3 separate regions of the Mus musculus genome follow, and regions 2 and 3 are each linked to region 1. A link is a loop called in an ENCODE intact Hi-C map of the cell type or tissue named here. Cell type or tissue: heart. All regions are shown on one strand. Links, peaks and the distances in the headings refer to the core of each region. The heading gives the core; the rest is flanking DNA.

Region 1 (10,040 bases), core at 758-8,757:
TGGCTGGATGCTTTAGGGGGTCAGATCCAGAATCTGTCTGTCTGCCTCCCCTTTCTTCCAAGACAGGCTTTCTCTGTGTAGAACTCACTCTGGAGACCAGGCTGCCTCCCGAGTGCCACCCCCACTTGGCCCAGAGTCTCTCTCGATGAGGGACTGAGCAGATGCTACCAGAAATCCCTGTGACTGCTGACCCAGATTCTGCTGTGACACCCCCAACTGACTGCCCATTTCTCACAGGTCCCTGTGGCCCCTTGCCACTGACCAATGGAAGTGACGTGGTTCTCACTCTGCGGACCCTGGCCTTCCTCCAGCCCCCCACTGGGGGAGTCTGCCTACAGCCCCTGGTGAGTCAGCTGGGACCCCTCCAGGGCTTTGGGGAGGTAGAGGAGCCCTGGTGTTGGGTCTCTGGGGAAGGAAACCCCAAGGAAAGGTGGGAGCATTTAACCTCTGGACTCAGACCCACCTGTCACGGGGGCTGGAGACCTGGTGGAGTGGGGGTGGCTCACACTGAAAAGGCATCTCTGCCAGGCTGGGATACACGTTAGTAACTGGGGTCTAGACAGCCAAGTTGCCTCCAGAACTTTGCCAGGGTGGCAGCTGTGTAGAGCCTGTGACCTCTCAGTCTGTCCTGGGTGTCGGATGAGGGCCCTGCATAAACAGAGTGGGCTCTGGCATGGTGGCCCCATGAGCCCAGCAGCTTCCCTGAAGCTCCCTTAGAACCAGCCCCGGGGCTTGGAGTAGTGCCCACCGGGAGTGAGCTGGGTGAGCCCGGCTCTCTCAGGCCCTGCCTGCCACCACCTTGAGTCCCAGCCTAATGCAAGCTTCAGGCTGTGGAGCAGAGTCTGGGCCTGCTTCTCGAACACCTGAAGCTAAGGTGCTCTGGGACAGAGCCAGCAGGAGTGAGGGAGCGAAGCACCAGTCTGCCCTGCTCTGCCACACCTGCCCATTCCAGCACTGAGCCAAGAGTCAGGCTGTGCCATGCCCTGCAGGAACCCACCTAAGTGTCCTGTGGGTACAACATGTCCCAAGGACACCCTTTGTCTTGTTGTTTGTTTAAGATGATCTCTCTACATACCACTGGCTGTCCTGGTATTCACTCTTTAGACCAGGCTAGCCTTGAATTCACAGAGTTCTTCCTGCCTCTGTCTCCCAAGGGCTTAAAGGAATATACCATCATGACAGACCCATGCCAACACCTTCATACCCATTCAGCTGGCTCTTCTTAAAGGTCACTCTGCCAGCATGGCCACTGTTCTTCTATCCAGCTGCTTCAGCATATGCCTGCCATGGCCTCACTCACAGAGCCTCTAGCACACATGCCATGCCTGATACAGTGGACAAGGACAGTGTCCTTTGAGCTTAGCACATCCATCCAGCTGTCCTTAGACAGATGGGCAGAGTAGCCCCAATGTGTGCTGTGGTCATGCACACTGCAGACAAGCGGAGGCTCCTGCCCCTGTGAGGAAGGAGCCCACAGTCATGGCCTTGCCACAGGCTGCTGGTTCTGACATCCCCCAAGGCATTTGCTGGAGGGGTGTGGGCTCAGAGCCCACCTGGCTCTTTCTGGAACTCCTCTGCTAGCATGTTCTGTGTAGGTACCTTTGGGGACACAGGAACTGGGTAGTCACCCACTCTCATGCTCTTATCTTTCCAGGTCCATAGTAACTGGCAGAGGGCCGCCCCACAGCCAGCCTCATCACCTGCGGGAGAGTCTGGCAGCTTCAATTGGGATGCTGCATCTAATTAAGTTTCTGGCACCTGGCTGAGTGCCATAGGTGACTGGCCCTGTGTCCTGCTGATGACCTCAGAAGTCCTGGCTGCGGCTTTGCCCTTTTTCAGGCCACTTGCCTCCCCACCTTGGTGTGATTTTTTTTTTTAAAGAAACATCAGTTAAGTGACTGACAGTGGACTGTTCATTCTGAGCACCCGATTAAAGTTTTGACCTGTTTGCATTCCAGTGTTTTCAATACAGGCTTGTCTAAGTGACAGGTGACAACCTAGATGCCATTATCAGCTCTAAAACCTTGTGGGAGCTGTGGCATGGCCTCTGCTCTTATTGGGAATGGGTTTGGCTTTGTGGTTCTGTTTTAGCTCTTTTGTGTTTGGTTTGGGGATTTTGAGAATTTGGGAGAATTTGAAGCCTTATCCCATTTCCCCTGTGCAGCAACCAATAGGGCCTTCCCTCCATAGCCTGTACCCTGGAGCGCTTGTCAGGCAGTCCTCATGGCTGTGACCTCATCCTATCAGCCACTATCACAACAGTAACAAAGTGCCCCTTTTCCTACAGCCTGGGAAGAACCCATAACAGGTGGAGGCCACCTTATCCCTGGGACCCAGCCAGGTGTACCCTGTGGCTGCCTGCTATGTGAGTGTCACCATGTGCTCTGCTGAGCCTGAGGGCTGTCAAGTGGTTAGCAGCTACCTGTCGTGACTGGACACTCTCATCCTCCAAAGGCGCTGTCTCCACCATCAGTCTGTCCCCACGCACATCTCCAGGCCCCGCAGCCACTTATCTGGGTTCACCTTCTTCTGTACAGTGTCAGTGGCCCACATCCCACCTGGGATTCTGTATCTAGCTTCTGACAGGAGCACTTTTGAAGTTTTGCCATATTATAGAATGGATCAGGGACTGGAGAGATGGCTCAGCAGTTACGAGCACTGACTGCTCTTCCAGAGGTGTCCTGAGTTCAATTCCCAGCAACCACATGGTGGCTCACAACCATCTGCAATGGGATCTGATGCACTCTTCTGGTGTGTCCGAAGTCAGCTACAGTGTACTTGCATCTAATAAATAAATCTTTCAAAAATAAAAAATATTTTATGTAATAGGCCATTCTGCCTGCATGTATGTTCAAGTACCAGGTGTGTACCAGAGGGTGAGCAGAGGGTGCCAGGTCTCTGGGAACTGAAGTTACGGACAGTTGGGAGCTATGATGTGGTGCTGGGAGTTGAACCCAGGTCCTCTGGAAAAGCAGTCGTTGTTCTTTTGGTTTGATTGTTTTGTTGTTGTTTTCTTGAGACAGGGCTTCTCTGTGTAGCCCTGGCTGTCCTGGAACTCGCTCTGTAGATTTGGCTGGTCTCAAACTCAGAGATCCACCTACCTCTGCCTTCCAAATGCTACGTTTAAAGGTGTGCTCCACCACTACCACCGGGTACAGTCAGTGTTCTTAATCACTGAGCCATCCTTCCCTTTCCCAAAGCCTCACCCTTTTCCACAATTAATTAATATATCGCTGAGCAAGGTGTCTTTGGAGACGAACCCCACTGACGTGCAGAGAAGCTGAAGGCAGTGGCCACTGACACTCTACACATCCCTGCGGTGCACAGCCTGGGACTGAGCACGTTCCCAGCCACTCACATGCTACAGAGAAAAAGCTTGAGAATCTGGAAGCTTCTCTGGCTGAGGTGAGGCACATGAATAGGTGGAGGAGGGTATTACCTGCCCAGAAGCCTGGCTAGGGCCAACACCATCCTGAGCCATTGACAGACCGGTATTTGAGGCTCCCACCGTCCCTGTGAGCCCTGCTGGGACCACAATTGTCTCAGCCTCTGAATGGAGAACGGAGTGGCAGAGAGAGAGAGAGAGAGAGACAGAGAGACAGAGAGAGACAGAGAGAAAGAGAGAGACAGAGAGAGAAAGAGAAAGAGAGAGAGAGAGAGAGAGAGAGAGAGAGAGAGAGAGAGAGAGAGAGAGAGAGAGAGAGAGAGAGAGAGAGAGTCAGTCAGTCAGTCTCAGGAACACTGGCTCAAGGAAGGAAGAGCAGTGGGAGAAGAGCCATAGAAAGGAAATGGAGACAGCAAGACTAAGGAGGGATAGGCCTGGATCTTACTGGAGAGGGCAGGTTTTACCTTCAAGAGTTTCAATGATAACGCAGTGTAGATGCCCTCAAGCCCCCCTGATGCCTCTGAAGGAACTATGGAAGCCACAGACAGCGAATGAGTCAAATCAAGGAAAAAGCAGGAGGGACCTTAGGGAACCTCACAGGGCTCAGTTGCAGTTACGTCTTTTGCCACGAGGAGGCGCAGTCAACCTAAAAAAACTAAATCCCGTCTCCAGAATTCTAAAGCAATCTAAAAACTGGAAGGAAGGCTTCTGAGCCTCAGTTTCCCTATCTATAACGTAGGGAGGTCACAGGAACAACCGTTCTGGGGGAGGTCTGTGAGCAGAAGCCAGGAAAATGTGTCACCGTCCAGCACACAGATGATAAGCAAAGCATAAATACTGGACCGAACCCATAGGATCTGAGGACCAGCAGAGGCCCAGGTGTTCGAGGAGAGAGGATCATGGAGGTGGAACTGCCCTTCAGGCACTCGAAGGCCAGCAAGCCAGCACTTCCTGTGGGAAGGAGATCCAGAGTTTAACAAGGCCATGCAAACAGTCTGGAGGTATGGGGGAGATGTGTTCTCCCAGGACATCCAGGAGGCTAGTATCAGGTTGACTGCAGTAGCCCTGCCCAGCAGCAGGTGCCAAGGCCTGCCAGCAACATTCCTCAGTGCCCGGCGCCAGGCAGCCGCTCCTGCCGGATGAAACGTAAGCTGGGCCTGGCCGCGTGGGCCTCGTGTTTTTCCAACGGCTTCTTCAGCCACAGCCTGACCACAACCTAGATTCCGTAGGGCTAGCCACTCCGTGTTTGTGTTCAGCCTGGCCAGACAGTAGCGGGGCCAGGCCGGGGGCCTGGGCCTCCCAGATGGTCTGGCTGCCTGGCCTGAAGCATGTTCTCCTCCACCGAGAAGCCCTTGTTATAGCTACTCAGCTATTCTTTCCTTTCTTTTTCTGTTTTTCATTGTTTTTGTTTTGAAACAGGGTCAATGTAGCTCTGGCTGGCTTTGAACTTACTACAATAGCCTAGGGAGGATGGGGAATTCCTGATCTGTTTCTACCCCTCAAGTGCTGGGGTGATAGGTGCCAACATGCCGGATTTGGCTTTCAAACCTTAGAGTCTGGCTGTGCGTGGTGGCGCACGCCTTTAATCCCAGCACTTGGGAGGCAGAGGCAGGCGAATTTCTGAGTTCGAGGCCAGCCTGGTCTACAAAGTGAGTTCCAGGATAGCCAGGGCTACACAGAGAAACCCTGCCTCAAAACAAAACAAAATAAAACAAAACCCTTAGAGTCCGCTTGGGATGGGGTGGCATCCACTGCTGTAGGTTCAGTCCAAGGTTGTGTGTAACTGGCCCACCTGTGGGGCCACCCCAGCCTCCGTCTCATCTCCCTAGCTGTGAATTAGGGATACCATTAAAGCATAGGCATACAGCTTTAATCCCACCCTGGTGGAGCTTAAGTTCCAGCTCAGCCTGAGCTACATACAAACCCCTGCCCCAGCAGACATCAAACAAGCAGACATAGCCTGTGTTCAGGTGTTGGCAGGGTCTAGCCCAATCTAACCCAAGAGAGTGCAGGTTTGAAGCCTGAGCAGGGCTTTGCCTTATGCACCAGACTTAGAGCTCCTAGGGCAGATGCTGATCCTGGAGACAAAGCTCACCACCCTCAACTCCCCCTCATGAAAACTTACAAACAAAAGGAAAACTCATTTTAAGACTTTCAGTCCTCTGGGTCTGGTTTTGGAAAACTCCTATTCACCTTTGAAATTTTCCTGTCTTCCAAAGCCCTGGCCCTACAAGGAGTTTTTTGTGCCTGTTTCGCTTTGACTTTCGAGGTTCCTGGGGTCTTTACGCTTATCTAAGCATAGCTCTCCACGTATTATCTTGGCAGTGGGGTGTGCTTTGTGTGTGTTCCACACAGGATCCTCACAAGACCAGGGGTTAACCTATAGTCTTCATGAAGCAGGGGCTAACCTGGCCCTCGGTGTGTGTGAGGGTCAGAATCCCTCAGGCAGGAAGAGGGGGTGGGAGCTATGGCCTCGCCTCTGCCTGGCTGGTCCTCAGCCCAGCTCTGCCGTGCTCCAGCACCGCCTGGGGCCAGACAGCCTTTGAGGACATAGCTGAGGTTTGGCGGCGCTGCCCGTTTCAGGCTGAATCAGCACAGGGAGGGATTCAGGCCTCTACTGCAGAAGCAGTTGGGACTTTGGAGGCCCGGGGTTCCCTCAGTCCACTCCTCCCTTGGGCTTCGAGAGGGTGAGATGTGCCCAGAGCACCCAGATGTGGACAGCCGGACTCTGTAGGACAGACATATTTGGAGAAGGCCTGAGGCAAGCCATCCACCATGCGAGGGAGGCTGGGTGACTATGGGGCGCAGGTGGGTGTGGTGTGGGCCCGTGGCATGGGGCTCCATGCTAGGGTGTCCATTCCCCCATGAGCCAGAGGTCACAGTGCCTAAAGCATTTTCAGGTGTCCTGCGATGACAGACCAAAAGGTGACCAAAAGGTGCTGGGTGGTAAAAGAGGGAATATTTGACTGTAAGGGACAGAGATAGGGCGTGGCCAGGAAAGCCTGACCTTGGCTGATGACTGGCAGGCGGGTTGGCTCTGACTGACACCTTGGCTCTATGGCCTGGGCAGAGAGGTCTTGGGTGAGGCTATGTCTGTCTTCCTGTGTTTACCTCCAACAGCTGGGAGTCCCCTCTCCCCATGCTGGTCCCCTCCCTATCACCTGCCAGGGCCCCCATCTGGAACCAGCCCCAAGGTATCAATCATCCCCCTCCCCCTGTCCCCAGTGATGCTCCTGCATCCTCTGCTAACTGAAGCCAGTGCCTGCCAGGCCAGCTCCAGCCCTTGGGGTCTGAGACTGGGACAGACCCACCTCTGAGACTGATGAGAGAGACAGACAGTGGGGAAGTGGTGGGTGGCCACGCCAGGCCCACGAGGCTCCTACAGAAGAGCCAGATATGTTCTGCCAGGACTGAGCTTCGAGAGAGAGGGAGCGCTGGGCCAAGTGGGGAGAGCAGCCCCCGTGCCACCCGAGGAGCGAGTCCCAACGGCTGGGGAGAGCTCCTTGGTTCGGGGGAGTGGGGCAGGGAGAGAATCTGTCCTAAGACATTGTGTAACCCAGGCTGGGCCAGCAAGCCTGCTCAGTGGGTAAAGGTGCTTGCTGAACAAGCCCGCAGTCCCAAGTTCAATCCCTGGAACCCAAATGAAGGAGGAGAGCGAAAAGTAACTCCACGTGCTCTCTGGACTCCATCATCATGTTGTGGCATAAATGTGCCCACACATACACAAATGCCCAAAACGAAAGAAGAAACTGATCTCTAAATGTTGCTCCACCTAGAATCCGCTTCCCTCCCTCGGTGTCACTTGCTTGCCCCTCTGTGTTGCCCCTCCAGCCTTAGCACATGTTGTGCCAGCTGTCTGCCTTGCCTTTCCTACCTCACTGTCCAGCCAACATGTCCTTCAAGACCAGTTCCTAGCAAGGAGTGGTGGCTCACACCTGCCATCAGCTCTCAGGAGGCAAAATTGGGAAGATCAGAAGTGCAAGGCTATCCTTGGCTGCATAGTGAGTTTGAACATGAGGTCCCATCTCTAAGGAAACAACCAAACCAAACCAAACCCAGAGATAGCTACTTCATCCCCAGGCTAGTGTCCATGACAGCTGTGTGACCCAAGCAGTCATTCTCCTGAAAACAAATCTTGGGACCCAACACACTATGTATACACTACGAACCCTCAAAGCAAGTGTAGTCTCAGGGCCACATCCCAGCAGCCCCCCTGCATGTCTGTCTTGCAGCCCTTCCTTTTGGATTCTGCTATTTTCAGGCTTGTTTTAAGCATTTTACTGGTCCAAGATTTTTTTCTATGCCATGGTGTGAGGAATTTTAAGAACCCCTGGTTCTAAAATTATAAAATCTAAAGTGTTGAGGGCAGGACATTGGGCCTCCAGTGCCCCGAGCTGACCTCAGGGAGGCAGGAGCAGGGTCTCTGGGGGGAGTTTGGCCCTGGTCCCCCTCCAACCCCAGCCAAGGGGCGTGTCCTGGCAGCCCTGCTGGGGGTGGAGGGAGGTGATGGATTTTCCAGAAGCTATGACTGAGGTTCCAAGAGGGAGGGCTGGGACTGAGCACCAGGACAGAATGAAGGCAGAGCCGCTGCCAGTGCAGGGTAACTCTCCCTTCTCTGGAGTCTTAATTTCTTAATGTAAAAATTGGGGGTGAATTCTGCCCTGTCACTGAATAGGCTAAGAGGGAAAGAGGTCCACAGCCTTCTGGGCCTAACTAGAGATGGGTTCCCACTAGCCCTACTCCACACTAACAAAGACACCAGGGATAGGCCAGTCATCCCCCCCCCCCAAAGCCCAGCTGGCTGCCCCAGCTGGCAGCCAGAGAAGCCCCAACACTTTCTCAATGAAAGGTATTTGGAAAGAAGGCTGGACACCTCATCAGGGGCCTGGACTTCACAGTGGGCTCCCCATCCCTTTGTGGGGAGCTGCAGCCCTGGATAATCCTTGGACTCCCCCAAGCAGCCCTGCACTGCTGAGTGAGCTGGGCTCTAAGCCTCTGTCATCTATAGCTCCAGCAAAGCCCTGGGGTTATCTCAAAGGCCAGGGTCTGGACTTAACAGCTTTTTTCTGAACCCTCAGGATGCACATCCCTCAGGGTACAGGAAGGTATTCCTGCTATGGGTGAAAATGGCCCCTACCAGGAGGTGCTCACCACACGGGGCGGGGGGGGGGTGTGCGGGGTGTGGGAGGGAAGTGCTTGTTAGTGGCCAGACTAAAGTCCGGAAGTGAATTAAAATGACACACCTGGCCGGGCAATGGTGGCGCATGCCTTTAATCCCAGCACTTGGGAGGCAGAGGCAGGTGGATTTCTGAGTTCGAGGCCAGCCTGGTCTACAAAGTGAGTTCCAGGACAGCCAGGGCTACACAGAGAAACCCTGTCTCAAAAAAACAAAACAAAAAACAAACAAACAAAACAAAACAAAACAAAAATGACACACCTGGGGTATGGTGGCTCGGGGACTAACTGGGCACCGAAAGAGTTGACCCCCAAGGGGGCCCCCATGTGTACGGCCGTTCATGGGCTCACATAACTAGTCACCTGCTGCCCAAACATGCAAGGTGAGCAATAAAGGTGGGGGTGCGCAGGCTCTCAGTGAAGGGGTGCCCTGCTCTACTCTGTGACAGGACCCTGCTTCAGGGAGGGTGGCATAGAACCCTCTCCTTTCTTGGAGTTAGAGATGAGGCTCAGTTGGTAGAGCACTTGCTGAGCATACACAAAGCCCTAGGTTCTGTCATAAACTGAGCATGTCTGCCGCCCCAGTACTCAGCAATGGAGGCACGAGGATCAGGAATTCAAGGTTATCCTCAACTACATGGGGAGTTAGAGGTCTCAAATCGAAAACACCCTTCTCCCAGGGACTCACTGATGTCTCCAGGCTAGCTGTTGTGGGGGGCATGAGGGGCCACTGGGGAGCCCCACTCCTGTAGGGTCTCACAACTCAGCAGTTTCTCTGGAGAGTGGGTGTGATCAGAAGCACGCCTGTGCTGTGGAGTGTCCACCTGCCTGTGCACGGGAGTTGGGAGCAGGTCTGCCACGTCCTGATCTCTCATCATTCGGAAGCTAGTAGGTCCCCAGGGGAGCCTTACCCCTGTGGTTGGTCAAGGTATGCCTGGGCCTCAGCACGGAGGTAGGTGCTCAGGCCGGCACAGCCCTACACTGAGGAAGTCCAAGGCAACAGTGGTGGGAATGGCTACACCTGTCCCAGGAACTTTCCCAACAGGCTCCTCCTTGCCCTGTAATTCTGAGCCACTAGCCAAGCCCAGCGGCAGTCATGAGGCCCAGCAGCTGTGGAGCTACTATGCTCTGTAGTCAGCGACATCTCTATACCCCCACACACCCACACCACACACATACACACACACACACCACACCCTTTTCAGCCAGGCACCTGACAGGTGTGCCATACCACACAGGAATCCCTTAGCTGCTGACACACAGGACCCTGTGTGCCTCCAAGCCCTCTCTTCTTGTTTGGTGGGTTTTGGTTTTCAGAAACAACTGGCTTTGTAGTCAGGCTGGCCTGGATGCTCCCGCCTTTGTAGCATGCTCCTGCCTCAAGCTGTTGGGATCACATCCCGAATCAGTCCGGCATGTGGCTCAGCCCCACCCAGCCTTCATCCTTTTCAATTGACACAAAGGGTTGGAAATTATAGCA
Region 2 (10,040 bases), core at 1,348-9,347, 250 kb before region 1:
CACTCAGGAAACAGGCAAGAGAATCTCTTGAGATCAAGCCTATCCAGGTATACAGAGTGAGTTTAATAGAGACCCAGTGTTAAAAATACAAAAACAAATTTACACCAATCTGGTACAATGTGTCTCAGAAAAGCAAATACTTCTGAATTTAAAGTATGAAGCCACCATTCTACCATAAAAACAAATTAGGTATGCATACGCATGTATATACATACATATATACATACATACACACACACACACACACACGCATTACACATATGTATACCACATTTTTGCTATCTATTCATCACTGATAGATATCTAGGCAGTTCTCATTTTCTAGGTATTTTGAATAAAGCAATGATGAACATGGTTCAACAAGTCTCTCTATAGGATATACTACTATATATCCTACTGTAGTAGGATATAGAGTCCCATGAGTATATACCTAGGAATGTAATAATTGGGTGTAGTGGCTGGAATAAGAATGGCCTCCAGAGCCGGGCATGGTGGCGTACGCCTTTAATCCCAGCACTTGGGAGGCAGAGGCAGGCAGATTTCTGAGTTCGAGGCCAGCCTGGTCTACAGAGTGAGTTCCAGGACAGCCAGGGCTACACAGAGAAACCCTGTCTTGAAAAACCAAAAAAAAAAAAAAAAGAATGGCCTCCAGAGGATCCTGTACTTGAATGCTTGGTCAACCCAAGCCAGGCCCAGTGTCCCAGTGTCTCTCTCTTCCTACAGATCTGACTGTAGAACTCTTAGCTACTTCTCCAGCACCATGTCTTCTGCATGCCACCATGCTCCTCGCCATGATGATAATGAACTAAACCTCTAAAACTTTAAGCTTATCCCAATTTAAAGTTGCCATGGTCATGTTATCGCTTCACAGCAATAGAATAATGACTAAGACTCTGGATCATATGTAGTTTTAAAAAAACCTGTTAGATGAATAACCATTCTCTGATTGGATTTGAGGCCTGCTTCACAAGAGGAAATCCACATCTGACACTGTAAACCTAGGGAAAAACTCATGGCCTCTAGGATTAACCTGCTAACAGAGTTTAGCTGTACTGTCCTGCAGCCAGGTTACTTTCTAAATACCTATGTTCATACCCATAAACAAATCCCACTCTTAGTCTTAGTCAGAGAAGCCTCTTTTTTCAATAAATGTCAGTGAACACAGGATGCAGGGTGTTCAGAGCGCTGAGAATAAGTGATAGTTAAGTGCTCAACCCAAATAGGACATTTTTTAAATTATTTTTAATTTTGCTTTTGATATTTTACTTATTTTTAGTTTATAGCATGATGTTATGCCTTTATGTATTTCTAAGCAACATGTTCATGCAGTACAAGGCCAGAAGAGGAACTAAAGTTACAAATGGTTGTGAGCCACCATGTAAGTGCTAGGAATTGAACTCTAGTCTTTTGAAAGAACAGCCAGTGCTCTTCTTTTCTCCATGCCTGAATAGGACACTTGTACTATTACTTCTTAGGGATCACAGCACAGGAAGGGGTGAAAGTGTAAGAGCACGAGAGGCAAGGGAGAAGGGCTGTAAAATCCTGACTTCTAGGTATAGCAGTGCCAGAGCTTTCTGACCTCATAGTGGTTTGGTCACATCCAATGGTACTCAGAACAGCACCAACAACAGTCAATTATAGGTCGGGGAGGGGCCTACAGTGCTCTACTACTCTTCCTTGAATTAGTGACCACTAACAGATCCCGGAGGAAGAAGTCATTGTCTTCAGTGTGGTTCCAACACAGAATTTAAGCAAGGAGATCAGAAAGGGAATTGCAGGGATAAGGCAGGACGGGGGTGTGCTGGAGTCAGAGAGGATGGACCACAGCATGCACTTTATATACGTAGGAAATTGTTAAAGGGGAAATTTGTTTAAGTTATAAAAAAAAAATCTTAAAGAAAAACAGTATCATGAGTCATACTTGCTACTCCAGAACTTTGGAGGCAGCAAAAGAATCAGGAATTTGAGGCCATCCATACCTACACAAGGACCCACCTCAACATAATACAGAAATTAACTAAACCAAATCAAAACTTACATACTGCAACCAAGTAGAAATTAAGACAGGTATGCAAAACCAACTAAACTTCAAAATTCAAACTGGATGAAGCTCAATGGCAGAGCACACAAGAACCAGATTTCAATTCTCAACATGCACCTCCCCAAGAAAAGTTAGAAACGATGGAATCCACCATCAACAGTAAATAACAACAGTCACATGAGTGGGCTGGAGAGAGGGCGCCAATGTTAAAGCACTGCCTGCCTGCTCTTCCAGAGGACCCAGGTTCAATTCCCAGCACCCCGGTGGCTCACAGCCATCTGCAACACCAGTTCCAGGGGATCTAACACCCTCCTCTGTCCTCCCCAGGCACCAGCACACAGACTTACTTCTGTGGGCAATACACCCACAGAAATAAAATATAAAATTAATTTTAAATCATTATCATGCTATATTTAAGGGAGAATAAAACTGTATGTCAACAAAAGGGGAAGTAAGCTTCTTCGGAAGAAATAAAAAACTGGTTTTGCCCAAAGAAAATCTCAAAACTCAAAAAATTCAAGGAATTAATGTGATACCATAGCAAACATATAGGATACATAATTCTATCCTACTCCTGTACATTGGCAATAAGCAATAGGATATAAAAGGAAAAACACTACGCTGCTTGTACACCAGTAGAGATAAATGACACAAAGAAAATACACAAATAAAACAAAGAACTACAGACATACTGGGTGTGGTGTTGCACAGACTCAAAAGGCAGAGACAGGCAGACTGCTGTGATTTCCAGACCACACTGGTCTACAAAGTTCCAGAGTTCCAGGTCAGACAGGTCACAAGTGAGATTTTGTCTAAAAAAGACAAAATAAGGGGTTGGGAGGGGAAGTCCGCAGACATTAACTATAACTTTCTTTTTTTTTTTAAATTATGTATTTTACATGTATGGGTGTTTTGCTTCCACCACATGCATGCCTGGTACCCACGAAGGCCAGAAGAGGGCTTCATATCTCCTTGGAATGAAATTACAGAACGGTTTAAGCCACCATGTGGTCACTGGAAATCAATCTACAAGAGCAGCAGTGCTCTTAACCACTAAGCCAGCTCTCCAGCCTCACACTTCAAATCACCAATGAAAGCAATGAACCTAATAAAGCAAGTGCTACTGCAGGATCCTGGACGTGAAGTGTTGAAGGGCACAGTCGGCTGTGTCCTGTCCCAAGTTACTCCATACTGTGAGAAAACAGTGGTTTTCCAGACAATGCCTTGCCCTGAGTGACTCCATTTGACTCCATTTTGAGGAAAGAGAATGACTCCAGCCCCTTGGTACATGCACAAACAATACTATCTGTTCAGCCAGATATCACAGGCTTGTTCCTGAGAACAGAAAGAGGGCTACTCTGTAAGTTTATCAGGGTGAGTTGAGACTAGATGGGCATGTATTACAATGCTATCAGGGAAACCAGGGAAGGGCATAAATCCCTCTCCTGGCCTCTTAAATTGATAGACACCTACTAGCACTAGGATGTCTGACCCCAAACCATCCTATCGTCTGATAACTAGTATATAGATGAAGAAAGGACAAGTAGAGACTTTTGTCCCTGAGGTTTCAATAGGCCCCATGACTCACCTACTCACCTGCCTGGCCTTCCACCTAGTCCCTATCCAGACCTGGACCTGAGCCCACAGTTGCCTGCTCTCAGGGCCTTCTATCTAGAACTAAGCAGCATGGCTGACAAGCCTGAGTCCTCTCTGTGACTTCATCAAAGGCTCGCTCCCTGTGGCACAATTGTTTTGAGTTCCTTTTCATATCAGGACAAACTCTACCTACATTTCTCTCAGCCTACTTCTAAGTATTCATTTTATAAACTAAATATATGCAGAGATATACTGTGTGCTTTGACATGAGAATTAATATTAACAATTAAAACTAAAAGAAGGGCTGGAGAGATGGCTCAGTGGTTAAGAGCATTGACTGCTCCTCCAGAGGTCCTATGTTCAATTCCCAGCAACCACATGGTGGCTCACAACCATCTGTAATGGGATCAGATGCTCTCTTCCATTGCGTCTGAAGAGAGCGAAAGTGTACTCACATACATAAAATAAATAAATCTTAAAAAAAAAAGACTAGAATAAAACCCACATTAACCTTGTCCTAATTACAAATGTAAGTGAAATCACTTGGCAAATTGCTGCCATCAAAACCTTTTAAGTTTATTGTTATTCAAAAATATTTGATACTTTGGGGAGATACAAATGTGTCTATCTTATTTCTAGCATAGTATGCTCATGTTCTCAGTTTAAACTAGTAGTTCAACATACTTCCAATAAAAATGCTAAAATAAACAAGAAATAAAGGTTGTGTGGAAATGAAGAAAAGGACCAGAATGGTGAACACAATACAGAAGAATCGACTACAATGCTTCCTGACTAACAGTTCTCGGCGAACCTCGGTACGCAAAACAATGCACTATTTGAGGGAAGAAAAATTAACAAGCCCACAAATGCATAAGCAGAAATAAAAACAAAAATATAATCAAAGGATGTCTGACCGAAGAACAAAATAAATTCAAGGAGACAAGTCATCTTTCCCAGAGCTGGTTTTAAACATCTTTGCAAAGAAACTCACTGGACTTTACAAATGTCGTAAAATTAACCTAAAGAGGTTGCCACACTTACATGTGGAAAGCAAAGTTCAGAACTTCTCGAAGACAGCACAAAGAACCTAGACAGCCTTAGTCTAGCAAGCAGCCTTCAGCGCACCACCAAAAGCAGGACGTCCCCGCCAGCCCGGATCGTGACGTCATCCGCGTACTGGCTTCCGCCCATCCCCCGCCCCCCGCAGGGCGGGACCTCCCGCTCAGCGCTGACGCCAAGAGGATCAGGGCGGAAGTACCTACGGACCGCAGGCGGAGGCCCAGGTCGCAGCCCCGACGTCCCCGCGTTCACTGCCCCAACCCCAGGGAGGACCCACCACCCCGGCTCCCGCAGCCCAGCCGGCCGCTCCTCCCATCAGGGGACAGCGGCCCTCGCTCACCATTGCCAGGCTCCGAGCTCACCCGCGCTCCCCCACACAGCTCCAAGCACTGGCTCCCACAACGGCTTTCCTCAGTTTCGGTGAAGAACCTTTAGCTAACATGGCGGCCGAAAAGAACCCGCCCCCCCGCCTCCTAGAAGCTTCTGATTGGACAACCTGTCTGTAGCTCCTGATTGGTTAGAACTGCTCTAGGTGATCTGAGTGACAGGAGTAGCTCCTCTTGCAGTTCCTTAGGCTGTGAGTCTAGAGCCCATTGTTTAGTGTTGCGGTGGCCAGCAGGTGTCAACATAGGTTCATGGCTCTTGTGTACCTCTAGGTGTGCCCTACTGAATGATTCCAGGACCCTGACCAGTGAAAATAGTTAACGATGTCAGGCCAGTTTTGTGACTCTGACTTACCTAGGGACAAGTCCGCTGAAAGAACCAAACTAGTGTTTGGTGATGACAGTTCAGGGGGCACTGTACCATAGCTTCTTCAGAATATTTTTGTTGAGACTCTTCCTTTATTGTGTACAAGAGCCTCAAACTCGTAGTCCGCCTCAGTCAATGTGCCTAAAGCCATTTTTTTTCTTTTCTTTTTTATTGGATATTTATTTACATTTCATATGTTATCCCCTTTCCCGGTTTCCCTCCCTCCAAGAAACACCTTATTACATTCTTCCTCACCCTGTTTCTATGAGGGTGTTACTCCACCCAACCACACACCCACTCCCACCTCCCAGCCATCAATTCCCCTATACTGGGGCATCTATCGAGCCTTCATAGGACCAAGGACCTCTCCTTCCATTGATGCATGACAAGGCCATCCTCTACTTCAGTCCTTTCTCTAACTCCTCTATTGGGGAATCCCATGCTCAGTCCAATGATTGGCTGCCAACATCCATCTCTGTATTTGTAAGAATCTGGCAGGGCCTCTCAGGAGATAGCCATATCAGGCTCCTTTCAGCATGCACTTCTTGGCATCCACAGTAGTGTCTGGGTTTGGTAACTGTATTTGGGATGAATCCCCAGGTGGGACAGACTCTGAGTGCCCTTTCCTGTAGTCTCTGCTCTACACTTTATCTCCATATTTGCTCCTGTGAATATTTTGTTCTCCTTCTAAGAAGGACCGAAGCAACCATACTTTGTTCTTCCTTCTTACTGAGCTTCATGCAGTCTGTGACTTGTATCCTGGTTATTTGGAGCTTTGGAGCTAGTATTCACTTATCAGTGAGTGTATAAAATGTGTTTTCTTTTGCACCTGGGTTACCTCACTAAGGATGATATTTTCTAGTTCTATCCATTTGCCTAAGAATTTCATGAATTCGTTTTTAATAGCTGAGTACTACTCCATTGTGTAAATGTACCACATTTCCTGAATCCATTCCAGATTTGAAGGATCAAATCTTCAAATCAGGGATCAGGGTTGTTTCCAACTCCTACCTCTTATAAAAAAGACTGCTATGAACATAGTGGAGCATGTGTCCTTCTTACATGTTGGAGTATCTTCTAGTTATATGCCCAGGAGTGGTAGAGCTGGGTCCTCAGGTAATACTATGTCCAATTTTCGAGGAACTGCCAAACTGATTTACAGAGTGGTTGTACCAGCTTGCAATACCACCAACAATGGAGGAGTGTTCCTCTTTCTCCACATCCTCTCCAGCATCTGCTGTCACCTGAGTTTTTGATCTTAGCCATTCTGACTGGTATGAGGTGGAATCTCAGGGTTCTTTCGATTTACATTTCCCTGATGACTAAGGATGCTGAACATTTCTTTAGGTGCTTCTCAGCCATTTAGTATTTCTCAGTTAAGAATTCTTTGTTTAGCTCTGTACCCCATTTTTAATAGGGTTATTTGGTTCTCTGGAGTCTAACTTCTTGAGTTCTTTGTATATATTGGATATTAGCCCTCTATCAGATGTAGGGTTGGTAAAGATCCTTTCCCAATCTGTTGGTTGCCTTTTTGCCTTATTGACAGTGTCATTTGCTTACAGAAGCTTTGCAATTTTATGAGGTCCCATTTGTCAATTCTTGATCTTACAGCACAAGCCATTGGTGTTCTGTTCAGGAATTTTCCCCCTGTGCCCATATCTTAGAGGCTCTTCCCCACTTCCTCCTCTATAAGTTTCAGTGTTTCTGGTTTTATGTGGAGGTCCTTGATCCACCTAGATTTGAGCTTTGTATAAGGAGATAAGAATGGGTCAATTTGCATTCTTCTACATGCTAACCACCAGTTGAGCCAGCACTATTTGTTAAAAATGCTCGTTTTTTATACTGGATGGCTTTAGCTTCTTTGTCAAAGATCAAGTGACCATATGTGTATGGGTTCATTTCTGGGTCTTCAATTCCATTCCACTGATCTTCCAGCCTGTCTCTGTATCAATACCATGCAGTTTTTACTACTATTTCTCTGTAATACAGCTTGAGGTTGGGGATGGTAATTCCCCTAGAAGTTTTTTTATTGTTGAGAATCATTTTCGCTATTCTGGGTTTTTGTTATTCCAAATGAATTTGCAAATTGTTCTTTCTAACTCTAGGTAGAGTTGAGTTGGAATTTTGATGGGGATTGCATTGAATCTGTAAATTGCTTTCGGCAAGATGGCCATTTTTACTATATTAATTCTGCCAGTCCATGAGCATGGGAGATCTTTCCATCTTCTGAGATCTACTTCGATTTCTTTCTTCAGAAACTTGAAGTTCTTGTCATATAGATCATTCACTTGCTTAGTTAGAGTCACACCAATATATTTTATAGTGAAGGGTGTTGTTTCCCTAATTTCTGCCTCAGCCTGTTTATCCTTTGAGTAGAAGAAGGTCATGGATTTGTTTGAGTTAATTTTATATCCAGTCACTTTGCTGAAGTTCTTTATTAGCTGTAGGAGTTCTCTGGTGGAATTTTTTGGGTCACTTAAGTATATGATCATGTCTTCTGCAAACAGTGATATTTTGACTTCTTTGTTTCCAATTTGTACCCCTTGACCTCCTTTTGTTGTCTAATTGCCCTAGCTAGAACTTCAAGTACTATGTTGAATAGATAGGGAGAGAGTGGGCAGCCTTGTCTAGTCCCTGATCTTAATGAAATTGCTTCAAGTTTCTCTCCATTCAGTTTGATGTTGGCTAGTGATTTTCTGTATATTGCTTTTATTATGTTTAGGTATGGGCCTTGAATACCTGATCTTTCCAAGACTTTTAACATGAAGGGATGCTGAATTTTGTTAAATGCTTTTTCAGCATCTAATGAAGTGATCATGTGGGGGTTTTTTCTTTGAGTTTGTTTATGTAGTAGATTACATTGATGGATTTCCATACATTGAACCATCCCTGCATCCCTGGGGTGAAGCCTACTTGATCGTGGTGAATGATCATTTTGATGTATTCTTAGATTCAGTTGGCAAGAATTTTATTGAGTATTTTTGCATAAATGTTCATAAGGGAAATTGGTCTGAAGTTTTCTTTCTTCATTTGGCCCTTGTGTGGTTTAGGTATAAGTGTAATTGTGGCTTCATAGAATGAGTTAGATAGTGTACCTTCTGTTTCTATTTTGTGGAATAGTTTAAAGAGTATTGGTAATTAGGTCTTCTTGAAAGGTCTGTTAGAATTCTCCACTAAACCTATCTGGTCCTGGGCTGGTTTTGGTTGGGAGACTTAATGACTGCTTCTATTTCTTTAGAGGTTATGGGATTATTTAGATGGCTTATTTGATCCTGTTTAACTTTGACATCCTGTATGTATCTAGAAAATTGTCCATTTCATAAAGATTTTCCAATTTAGTTGAGTATAAACTTTTGTAATAGGATATGATGATTTTTTAATTTCCATGCTTTCCGTTGTTATATCTCCCTTTTCATTTCTGATTTTATTAATTTGGATACTGTCTCTGTGTCCTCTGGTTAATCTGGTTAAGGGTCTATCTATCTTGTTGATTTTCTCAAGGAACCAGCTCCTGGTTTTGTTGATTCTTTGTATAGTTCTTTTTGTTTGTACTTGGTTGACTTCAGCCCTGAGTTTGATTATTTCCAGCCTTCTACTTCTCTTGGGTGTATTTGCTTCTTTTTGTTCTAGATCTTTCAGTTGTACTATCAAGCTGGTAGTGTAAGTTCTCTCCAGTTTCTTTTTAGAGGCACTTAGAGCTATGAGTTTTCCTCTTACCACTGCTTTCATCGTGTCCCATAAGTTTTGGTATGATGTGTCTTCATTTTCATTAAATTCTAAAAAGTCTTTAATTTCTTTCTTTATTTCTTCCTTGACCAAATTATCATTGAATTGAGCAATGTTCAGCTTTCATGTATATGTATGCTTTCCATTGTTTTTGTTGGTATTTAAGGTCAGCCTTAATCCATAGTGATCTGATAGGATGCATGAGATTATTTCAATCTTCTTGTATCTGTTGAGGCCTATTTTGTGGTCAATTATATGGTCAGTTTTAGAGAAGGTACCATGAGGTGCTGAGAAGAAAGTATATTCTTTTGCTTTAGGATGAAATGTTCTATAAATACCTGTTAGATACATTTGATTCATAACTTCTGTTATTCTCACTGTGTCTCTGTTTAATTTCTGTTTCCATGACTTGTCCATTGCTGAGAATAGGGTGTTGAAGTCTCCCACTACTGTTGTGTGGAGTGTATTGTGTGCTTTGAGCTTTAGTAAAGTTTCTTTTATGAATGTGGGTGCCCTTGCATTTGGAGCACAGATGTTCAGAATTGAGAGTTCATCTTGGTAGATTTTTCCTTTGACCAGTTTGAAGTGTCCTTTCTCATCCTTTTTGATAACTTTTAGTTTAAAATCTATTTTATTTGATATTAGAATGGCTACTCCAGCTTCTTTCTTGGGACCATTTGCTTGGAAAATTGTTTTCCAGCCTTTTACTCTGAGGTAGTGTTTGTCTTTGACACTGAGGTGTGTTTCCTGTGTGCAGCAAAATGCTGGATCCTGTTTACATATCCAGTCAGTTAGTGTATGTCTTTTTATCAGGGAATTGAGTCCATTGATGTTAAGAGATATTAAGTAATAGTGATTGTTGCTTCCT
Region 3 (10,040 bases), core at 1,025-9,024, 130 kb after region 1:
TTATTTAGCATTTATTGTATTTATTGGGTTTGATGTGCATGCCATGACAAGCATGTTTAAGTCAGAGGATAGCTTGAAGGCGTTAGGCCTCCTTTTCTTTCTTTCTTTCTTTCTTTCTTTCTTTCTTTCTTTCTTTCTTTCTTTTTTTTTTTTTTTTTTTTTTTAAGATTTATGCCGGGCATGGTGGCGCACGCTTTTAATCCCAGCACTCCGGAGGCAGAGACAGGAGGATTTCTGAGTTCCAGGCTAGCCTGGTCTACAAAGTGAGTTCCAGAACAGCCAGGGCTATACAGAGAAACCCTGTCTCGAAAAAACAAAAACAAAAAAGATTTATTTATTATTATAATCTAAGTACACTGTAGCTGTCTTCAGACATACAGGAAAAGGGCATCAGATCTCATTACCGATGATTGTGAGCCACCATGTGGTTGCTGGGATTTGAACTCAGGACCTTCAGAAGAGCAGTTGGTGCTCTTAACTGCTGAGCCATCTCTCCAGCCCTAGGCCTCCTTTTCTATGTGGGTCCCAGAGATCAAACTCAGGGTCTCAGGCTTTGTGGCAAGAACCTTTACATTTTGAGCCCATTGTTTTGTTTTTGAGACAGGGTACTAGACATCTATGTAAAGCAGGTTACTCTCAAACTTAAAAGATTTACCCTTCCTTTGCCTTTCAAGTACTGGAACTGAAGGCATGTCCCACCAAGCCTGCAGGATGTGTTTTGATATCTCCTGTATCCCACCCAGACTAGCTTCAGACTTACTACTATGTAGCTGAGGATGACCTTGAATTCTACTATTCCCTGATTAACTCTTGGTTTCTCCATCTCCATAATTTCTCTGCTAGATAGGAACTTTCCAAAACCCTTTCTGCTTCCCAACCACTTCCAGATAAAATCTAATCTGTCATCCCAAATTTAACACATCATTTGGCAAAAGTTAAAGCAAAAAGAGCTTCAACTATCTTCCCCCATTTTAAAAGTATTTATATTATGTGACGGTTGCTTTGCTTGTCTGAACCAAGTACGGTGTCCCCACTGTATGCCAGAAGAAGGCATCAGATTCCCTGGAACTGGAGTCACAGACAATTATGAACTGCTATGTAGGGTCTAGGAATCGAACCTGGACTAGAAAAGCAGCCAAGTGCTCTTAACCTCTGAGCCATCCTTCCAGTTCTGTCCCTTTTTAAGCAGGATCTCATGTAGCCCAGGTGGCCTTAAATGTCCTCCAGTTACAAGTAAGGCCTTGAACTCCTGATCCTCAGGCATAGACATCCCAAGTATGACAGGTATGTGCCATCACACCCAGTTTCTGCAATGCTTGTGCTAATCTTGTAGCTTATTAGTGGAACTTCATCTGGAGCCCCCTCTTATTTTCTTCAGCAGAGTCTCTTGTTGCCCAGACTGGTATCAAAATCCTCTTTCTGACGCCATCTTTCCTATGCCAAAATGGCAGGAGTGCACTACCATGCTTGACCCTTAATTCATTCCAAAGTCCTTGCCTGGTTTATAACCCTGCCCCCAAAGGACCCAGGTTTGTCTAAATAGGTAACCAAATAACCTAGTGAGTCAAAGTCATGAAAAGGCACAGACGAGAAAGACCTTCAGCTCTGAGGGTGCAAATGGTAAGCTGTGGTTGCTGTTACTGAAGACAACACGCATGGCCAGGCACACAGGTCACCAAAGGGAAGTTGTTACTGAAGGGATCTTAGGAGCCAAGAAGAATGCAATACAGAGAAACAGGCCTATTTATTACACCAGGCAGAATTGAAGCAATACAAAGAAACTGCTATACTAATATTAAGGAGAAAGTCATCAAATAAAATAAAGGATGAGACTAGAAAGAACTCAAGGATTCCATGTGAACCTTGAAGCTTGTATGAGAAGAATGGACTTATGCTTACAAGAAAGCTGAAGTTTTGGAAGAAAAGTAAGTGCAGATAGTAACAGGGATTGGAGGGACTATGACTTCTTAACTGATCTTAAACTGGTCCCAAATGATGAGGCCAACAAACACAGCGTCACTGACTAAGGAAGGGAGCCATGGTAAACACGAAGATGTTCCCTGCACGCTTGGCCCCTCTGCTCAGGAGCTACCACATTCTCTTCATGTTGAACCAAAGGGCTGGCAGAACTGGAAACAAACCCATACCTGCCACTTCTTAAGAAGGCCAATAATCACCCTCATGGCGGAAGACATCAGAACCCACAAGGGAGGCTGAGGCAGGAGCATCTCAAGTTCTAGGCCATCCTGGGTTGCATAGAAAAACCAGAAATTTGCCCAAAGGCTTACACTAGAGATGTGAACTAAAGTGCCTTGCACTGGCCCACAGTAGGGAACAAAAGCTAGTTTAATTCCTGTCACTAACTGGGATATTTTGCTAGCACAAGAATCAACCTATTTAAGTGATCCCTTGGTACTTTACACATAACTTTTCTTGTTTTTCTTGAGAAGGGTTTTTACTGTGTAGCCCAGGTTGGCTTAGAGCTTACTATGTAGTTCAGGATGACCTAGCACACATAGTCCTCTTGGTAGGTGTATTCCATTACATCTAGCATAATTTATTGTTGAATCAACAATTATTGATGGGATTATAGGTCAGCATAGTATGTAATTTCCCATTGTATGCAGAAGAGAAAGGCAGTGCTGGGCCTTGGTGGCGCACGCCTTTAATCCCAGCATTTAGGAGGCAAAGGCAGGCAGATTTCTGAGTTCGATGCCAGCCTGGCCTATAGAGTGAGTTTCAGGAGAGCCAGTGCTACAAAGAGAAACCCTGTCTCGAAAAAAGAAAAAAAAAAAAAAAAAGGAAGGTAGGAAGGAAGAAAGAAAGAAAGAAAGAAAGAAAGAAAGAAGAAAGAAAGAAAGAAAGAAAGAAAGAAAGAAAGAAAGAAAGAAAGAAAGAAAGAAAGAAAGAAGGAAAGAAAGGAAGGAAGAAAGAAAGGCAGGTACACTCAGCTACTGTTATTGGTCTACATCAACTGCTCAACTGTAGTATTACATCTTAACTGACACTTGTATTATTTACATCTCAAATCCAAAAACAATTATAACACGTATTGCTCTTGCAGAGAACCAGATTTCATTCCCAGCGCTCACATGGTGACTCACAACCCTCTATAACTCCAGTTCCAGGAGATCTGGTGCATGTGGTGTGCTTACATACATTTATACACATAAAAAACTTTAAATCTCCAATCCAGCAACATGCTCAAAGGTGAGAAAGCACTATGGTCTCATGGAGAGCATGCTCACATTAGCAATCAAAAATTGGTGCTGGGACCTAGAGAAATGGTTCAGTGATTAAGAGCACTGACTGCTCTTCTGAAAGTCCTGAGTTCAAATTCCAGCAACCACATGGTAGCTCACAACCATCCGTAATGAGTTCTGACCCTCTTCTGGTGCATCTGAAGCCAGCTACAGTGTACTTACATATAATAATAAATCTTTTTTAAAAATTGATAAGCAGTGCATTAGCTAGTGTCCAGCTCAATATATGCCCCCCCCACACACACACACACAACTAAACTACTACTGTACTGGTAAAATAATCCAAATAAATAATCAAAACTTTTGAGACCTAGACAGGGAATGCAATTCAGTTGATAGTGATTGCCCAGTGTGCACAGTGTGCATTCCCGGCCCCACATAAACTAGGTGTGATGGTGCACACCTGTCAGCTCAGAATTTAGGAAATAGAGGCAAGACACTCAGAAATCTAAGGTCATCCTCATCTTCATAGTTCAAGAACAGCCTGGGCTAAGGAAAAAATAATAATCCTAACCCTTTTCTTTGTCTGAAGTGAACTCTCTTTGAAGAGAGACTCCAGGTAGATACTCTAGTGAAATTCCTGAACCTCAGAGCCAAGGGCAGCCTAGTTTTATAATAAAAACTGAAGCAAGAGCCATGTGACTGAAGGATGAGTTTCCTTTCCCTGGTGGAAGCTGATTGCATCTCTTCACCAAGGCGTGGCCCTTCCTGGGTCTGGGGAATCAACTTGACGAACAGGCTGAGTGACATTCACGCCCATATAGGGAAGTGGGAGCTGGCCCAGGCAGCCCCACAGGCGTTAGGAAGGCGGGGCCTCTGCCAGCCAGAGACCTGTGGCTGCTCTCCTGAGAAGTCCCCTCGCACAGAGGAAGCGTTCCACCAGCACTGAGAGTGACCGCTGAGTAATGCCACAGACAGATAGCAAAAAGGTTATAGCCTCCAGGGTCGAGGGCCCAGGTCTGTCCCGGCATAAAGGAGACTGCTGAAGGAAGGATCGTAAATTGAAGGCTAGTCTGAGCTACAGACCCTCTTTTGAGAAACAACACAAAAAACAGGTGCGGTAATAATCGCAGCACTTCAGAAGAGGATCACTGTGAGTCTGAGGATAGCCTGGCTTGCAGAGGAAGGGGAGGGGAAGAGAAAAGGGAAGTGGGCTCTGGAAAGACGGCTTAGTGGCACTTGCTGCTCTTGAGTGTGACCCAAATACCCACTTATGGCAGCTCACAGTCGCCTCTGTGTGCAGCTCCAAGGGATCCAACGCCCCCTTCTGTCCTCTAAGGTCACCTGCAAGGCACATGTGCACAGATAGACACGTTAATAAAAATTAAATATATCTTTATTTTTAAAGGAAAAAAAAAAGAGGAAACGAAGGGAGAACTGTGTGTACTGACCCACCACTGTCACAGCAGCATGTCACGTAAGGATTAAGTTTTTATTTTTGTTTTTTTTTTTTTTTCCGAGACAGGGTTTCTCTGTATAGCCCAAGCTGGAACTCACTTTGTAGACCAGGCTGGCCTCGAACTCAGAAATCTGCCTGCCTCTGCCTCCAGAGTGCTGGGATTAAGGGCGTGCACAACCACGCCTGGCTGGAGGATTAGGAATTTAAGGGTTATCTTTAGCTACATATGGAATTCCAGGAAAGCCTAGGCTACAAGGAAAGGGAGGGTGACAGAAGGAGGGAAGAAAAGAAAGAGGCAAGAAGGGAGGAAGGAAAGAGAAAAGGGAGTTAGGTTAAAGCTATACAGAGTCACTAAAGAGTCTCTAAATGGCTGAGTTGCTTTGCACAGAGCTAAATACCACACCCTGCATCCCTGCAGGCATCTTCATTCATTAGAGTTGACCCAGCTTGTGTGTTGTGTATCTCTAGAATCACTGACCTACTGAAAGCAGCATCCTTTTGAGGGTCTGTGGGCTTGGTCCTGGTTTCCCCAGGGAAGCAAATCATTGTTTTTAGAGGGAAAAAGATCAGGTGCAATGGCACCAACAGGCCGTCGTTCGCACCCCTGTGCTTCCCTAGAGAAAATCAAGCAGACATCTACAAGCTATGGTGGACCACACTGTGCCTTTATTGAGATGAGTTTCTAGAATATACAGAAGCAAAGCCAGACTAAGCCCAGGAGCCCTTTCAGCCAAGCATTTTGTAGACAGGGCCTTAATATATAGCTCAAGCTGCCTGATATTCCTGTCTGTCTCAGCCTCCTATGGGATCACAGGCCTGTGCCACCACACAAAGCTGCTGGCTGAGTTTTTTTAAAAGATTTAAATTTTTAAATATTTAAAATTTATTTATTTATTTATTTTTCCTTTTTTTTTTTTTCTGAGACAGAGTTTCTCTGTAGCCCTGGCTGTCCTGGAACTCACTCTGTAGTCCAGGCTGGCCTTGAACGCAGAAATTCACCTGCCTCTGCCTCCCAAGTGCTGGGATTAAAGGCGTGCCCCAGTACTGCCTGGCAATAGTTTATTTTTTGAAAAAGGGTTTTATGTAACCTAGGCTGGACTCAAACTCTCTATGTAGCCAAAGATGACCATCAAGTTCTGATCTTCCTGCTTTCACCTCCCAACTGCTGGGATGATAGTCATGTGCTACGGTACATGGAACCCAGGGATTTTGTGTCAGCTGATCTACAGCTGTGTTAGTCAGTGAACTACAGTGACTTCTCCACCACCAGGAAGAGCATTTCTTTCAATTTCGAGTTTCTGAAAGAGAAAGCATTCTTCCTAGACAGGAGCCGCATAAGAAGAAGGAAGGAAGTGAGCTTACTCACAGCCACCTGGAGCTTCAGTAAGGTTTGAACATAGCATTACCAACATAAACTGAAGCACAAGGCAGGTGCCTCTTTGCCTCCCTGAATGTGGGTGTGGTCCCACCTGGGATCTGTGATACCATCTCATGCCCTCCAGTTCCTCCTCCCTGCCCCCCCCACCCCCCATAGGTATTTGAGCCTAGCTCAGAGAGTGAGCTCGTGGGATCTACTCAGATTTCTGGTTTCTGAAGGACACTGCCTCCTGCTGGAATATCCCACCCCAACCACCCGCTCTGAGTCTGAAGTGAGCCTCCAATTTAGGTGCTGGAAATCAAAGCCTAACCTTTTGGCCTTATGGAAGAGTAGATTCTGCTCTTAACCAAGAGCCAGCCATCTCTCCAGCCAGAGAGAGAGAGGGAGAGGGGACAGGGGAGAGGGGAAAGAAAGAGGGAGAGAAAGAAGGAGAGAAAGAGGGAGAGAGACAGAGACAGAGACACACAGAAAGAGAAAGCTTGAAGCAAGGCTCATCTAAGCTGCAAAGGCCCAAAGGACAGGCCTAGCCCTGTCAGAAACTGATGGCTGCTCAACATCTCAAAGGTGCTGTGAGCCGGGCCTTTAATCCCAGCACTTGGGAGGCAGAGGCAGGCAGATTTCTGAGTTCGAGGCCAGCCTGGTCTACAAAGTGAGCTCCAGGACTGCCAGAGCTATACAGAGAAACCCTGTCTCGAAAAACCAAAAAAAAAAAAAAAAAAAAAAAGAGGACATGTGAGACCAACCAAAAAAGACCTGAGAGTACTCTGTCCTAAGGGCTTCCACATAATGTCCAAGATACTGGAAGAGAGCAAGCCCAGAGTTTCTCCTAGGGAAGTTTCTCATAAATTATTGCCAAAGGGTAAATTCACTTTAGTTTAGGATGGCCTTGAAGTCTCCAGACTCCTCTTCTCAAGTGCTAAGATCTCTGGTGCATGAGGACTAGGGTCTCCTTGAAGTCCAGATTAGTCTCAAACTTGTGTAGCTCAGAAGGACCTTGAACTTGTCAATGTCATTGTCTATATTGTTGTTTTAGGACAAAATCTCTCTGTGTAGCCCTCCCTGGCTGTTTTGGAACTCTGTAGGCCACTGGTCTTGAACTCAGTGACCACCTGTCTCCTGGGTGCAGGGATCAGAGGTGTTTACCACTCCCAGCTCACCTTGAACTCTTGGTCCTCTTGCCTCCCCCACCCCCCAAGTGCTGAGCCAGCTGCCATATCCAGTAATGCAAGGCTTTGTGGATCACTAAGCACTCCACCAATAGAACTGGAGTCACATCCCTGTTTGTTTATTTATTTGAAACAAGATCCTGTTTTGTAGCCCAGGGCAGCCTGGTGCCCTGGTGGGCTCTGCCTCCCAAATGGTAGGGTTTCCTCCCTTCCCTCTCCCCCTTTAACCTTTTACAGGGTCTTCCCATGTAACACAGCCATGATGGCCTAGAACTTGAGATCCTCTTGTCTAGGTCTCATGAGTGCTGGTCTAACAGGCCCCTGCTGTTAGATCCCTGCATGGATCAAAGATGTCACAAGATGTGGCTTCAATCCCACTCCTTTAATTGCCACACCCCTGTCTCAAACAAGCAATTTGCCTTTAATCTCACTCCCCTCCACCCCAAAACCCACCCACCCCGTCTAAAATAAGCAACAAACAAACACATCATTGACCTAGTTGCTCAGGAGGCTGACACAGTAAGATTGCTTGTAGCCAGGAGTTTAGGGGTAGCAGCATGGCCAGCATTTGGATTGTATTAAGGCATAACCTTGGAGGATTCTAGAAAGATAAAGTGGTTATGTGCCATAAATCACCTCAAAGCATCACATTGGTATAGTCTCTTGGTCAATTTGTATGCAAAAGCCTCTCAGCCTCTGGTGGCCAAATCCCATTCTGACACATGACCTGGGGGTGGGCTTTGGAAAACCATGCTTTGTCATCTATGTTTACACTGAAGGACTCCTTGGTGAGAGAACACAGACCCGTGAATGAGGGGCCTGGGTGTAGCCCAATAGTAACTTCCTTCCATCAGGTCAGTGCCAGAGAATGTTCTAGAGGCAGGCAGAACTTCCTGGAGAGAGGAAGTCTGGTTTCCTGGGGAAGGCACAGTGAATGGGTAACTGATGTATGTGGGTTGGTTGGGGGTCTGGCTCTGTGTTGGCCAGTGGGTGTGAGGGAAAGAGGGGAGTGGGAGAAAATCCCAGTCCCGCCAGAGTTCTGGTTATCTGGAAGGGTGGACACGGAAGGACTGCCGCACACTCTCCTCCACGTTGCCCCTTGTAGAATTTTCTACTGGTTCGCTGGAGCAAGCCTCATTCAACCAAAATAGGCTACCTATCACAGTCCCACAATTCTGAGGCATAGGCATCATTTGCTCCTGGTGGGAAATGGCTCAGGTCACTGGGTCCCTGCTGTGGGACTGCACATTATTCCAAGAGTTGGGACTGACTCAGCCCTGTTCTCTTCTGACCCATGTGTGGCATAGCTATGCCACCACCACTTACAAGGTATGGTTCTAGAACTGGGATCCAGAACAAAAAGAGGGCTCTGGATAGAGGTTGGAGACATTTTTCCTTCGAAGGACTTTTTTTGTTTTTTTTTTTTTTTTTCGAGACGGGGTTTCTCTGTGTAGCCCTGGCCGTCCTGGAACTCACTTTGTAGACCAGGCTGGCCTCAAACTCAGAGGTCCGTCTGCCTCTGTCTCCCAAGTGCTGGGATTAAAGGAGTGCACCACCACTGCCCGGCCTTTGGAGGACTTCTGTCCTATCCCCATCCTCTGCCATCTCAGGATGTCCTTCTAGATGTCAATGTCAAAGATATGCAAGGCAATAGGGGAGTCTGGTAGAAGCTCTCACTCTCACAAACATCAGGAGCAGGGCTCATAGCTTGTGTTCACACACTGTCCCCTCTAGAGCAGGAAGACAGGAAAGGTGCAGCTGAGCAGTCTAGAGACCTGGGGCTTAGTTTCGTTTTCTTTCTTTCTTTCTTTCTTTCTTTCTTTCTTTCTTTCTTTCTTTCTTTCTTTCTTTCTTTCTTTCTTTCTTTCGTTCTTTCTTTTTTCTTTCTTCCTTCCTTCCTTCCTTCCTTCCTTCCTTCCTTCCTTTCTTTCTTTCTTTCTTTCTTTCTTTCTTTCTTTCTTCCTTTCTCTATTTCTTTCTCTTTCTTTCTTTCTTTCTCTTTCTTTTCTTTTTTTTTTTAAAAGATTTATTTATTATATGTAAGTACACTGTAGCTGTCTTCAGACACACCAGAAGAAGGCATCAGATCTCATTACAGATGTTGTGAGCCATCATGTGGTTTCTGGGATTTGAACTCTGGACCTTCGGAAGAGCAGTCGGGTGCTCTTACCACTGAGCCATCTCACCAGCCCCCTGGCAGGGCATCTTATTGAACAGGAAGCTCATTTCATCTGCTGGTCTAGCCAGCTCACTTGGTTTAGGAATTTTCTGGCTCTCCCTCCTGAATGCTGGGATTACAGGTGACCACCATGCCCACCTGCTTCACCTGCCTTTATTGTTCTGAGAATCAGAACTCCAGGACCTCATGCTTTGATCTCCCATCTGGGACTTTATTTGTTTGTTTGTTTGTTTGTTTTCAAGACAGGCTTTCTCTGTGTAGCCTTGGCTGTCCTGGGACTCTGTAGACCAGGCTGGCCTCAAACCCACAAACATCCACCTGTCTCTGCCTCCTGAGTATTGGTTGGGTTTAAAGGTGTGAGCCATCATTACCCATCCTGACTTCTTTCTAAAGATTTATTTATTTTATGTACATGAGCACACTCTTGCTGAAACACCGAAATAGGGCATCGGATCCCATTACAGATGGTTGTGAACCACCATGTATTTGTTGGGAATTGAACTCAGGACCTCTGGGAGAGCAGTCAGTGCTAGTAACCACTGATCCATCTCTTCAGTTCCACTCTCTTTTTATTATTAACATTCAAAACAAAATTTCCAGAGGACCTGGGTTTGTTTCCCAGCTCACCACTGTCTCATGCCCTCTCTGGCCTGGG

Evidence for each region. Peaks named below come from ENCODE experiments on the same cell type or tissue, not always from the same donor. Only the 100,000 strongest peaks of a DNase experiment are listed, where the experiment ranks them.
Region 2: a loop joins it to region 1, with 4 times the contacts of the local background. A loop is called at or near these places in 7 of 42 quality-filtered maps.
Region 3: it touches region 1 in a loop (8-fold over the local background); 3 of 42 quality-filtered maps call a loop at or near these places.

What each region holds. Positions count from the first base shown.
Region 1 is chr8:69,870,341-69,880,380 of GRCm38, forward strand. Pbx4 (pre B cell leukemia homeobox 4) reads left to right here. Exons shown (of 8, transcript NM_001024954.2): 7 at 238-344; 8 at 1,655-1,952. The coding sequence ends at 1,747. Cilp2 (cartilage intermediate layer protein 2) reads right to left here. Exons shown (of 8, transcript NM_026818.2): 8 at 10,026-10,040. Among named protein-coding and RNA genes, the nearest start is that of Gm33746, 8.1 kb to the right of the region's middle. In heart, for the core only: a CTCF peak has its summit at 4,004 (motif pointing right); a DNase peak (open chromatin) is centred at 7,844; H3K27me3 peaks cover 4,368 bases.
Region 2 is chr8:69,620,399-69,630,438 of GRCm38, forward strand. It overlaps Zfp868 (zinc finger protein 868), which reads right to left and starts at 5,150. Exons shown (of 5, transcript NM_172754.2): 1 at 5,037-5,150. In heart, for the core only: a CTCF peak has its summit at 5,317 (motif pointing right); DNase peaks (open chromatin) are centred at 4,883 and 5,173; H3K4me3 peaks cover 1,905 bases; H3K27ac peaks cover 1,206 bases.
Region 3 is chr8:69,997,326-70,007,365 of GRCm38, forward strand. No RefSeq gene overlaps it. Among named protein-coding and RNA genes, the nearest start is that of Gatad2a, 28 kb to the left of the region's middle. In heart, for the core only: CTCF peaks have their summits at 4,533 (motif pointing left), 6,282 (motif pointing left) and 7,901; DNase peaks (open chromatin) are centred at 4,036, 4,476 and 8,066; H3K4me3 peaks cover 1,213 bases; H3K27ac peaks cover 2,356 bases.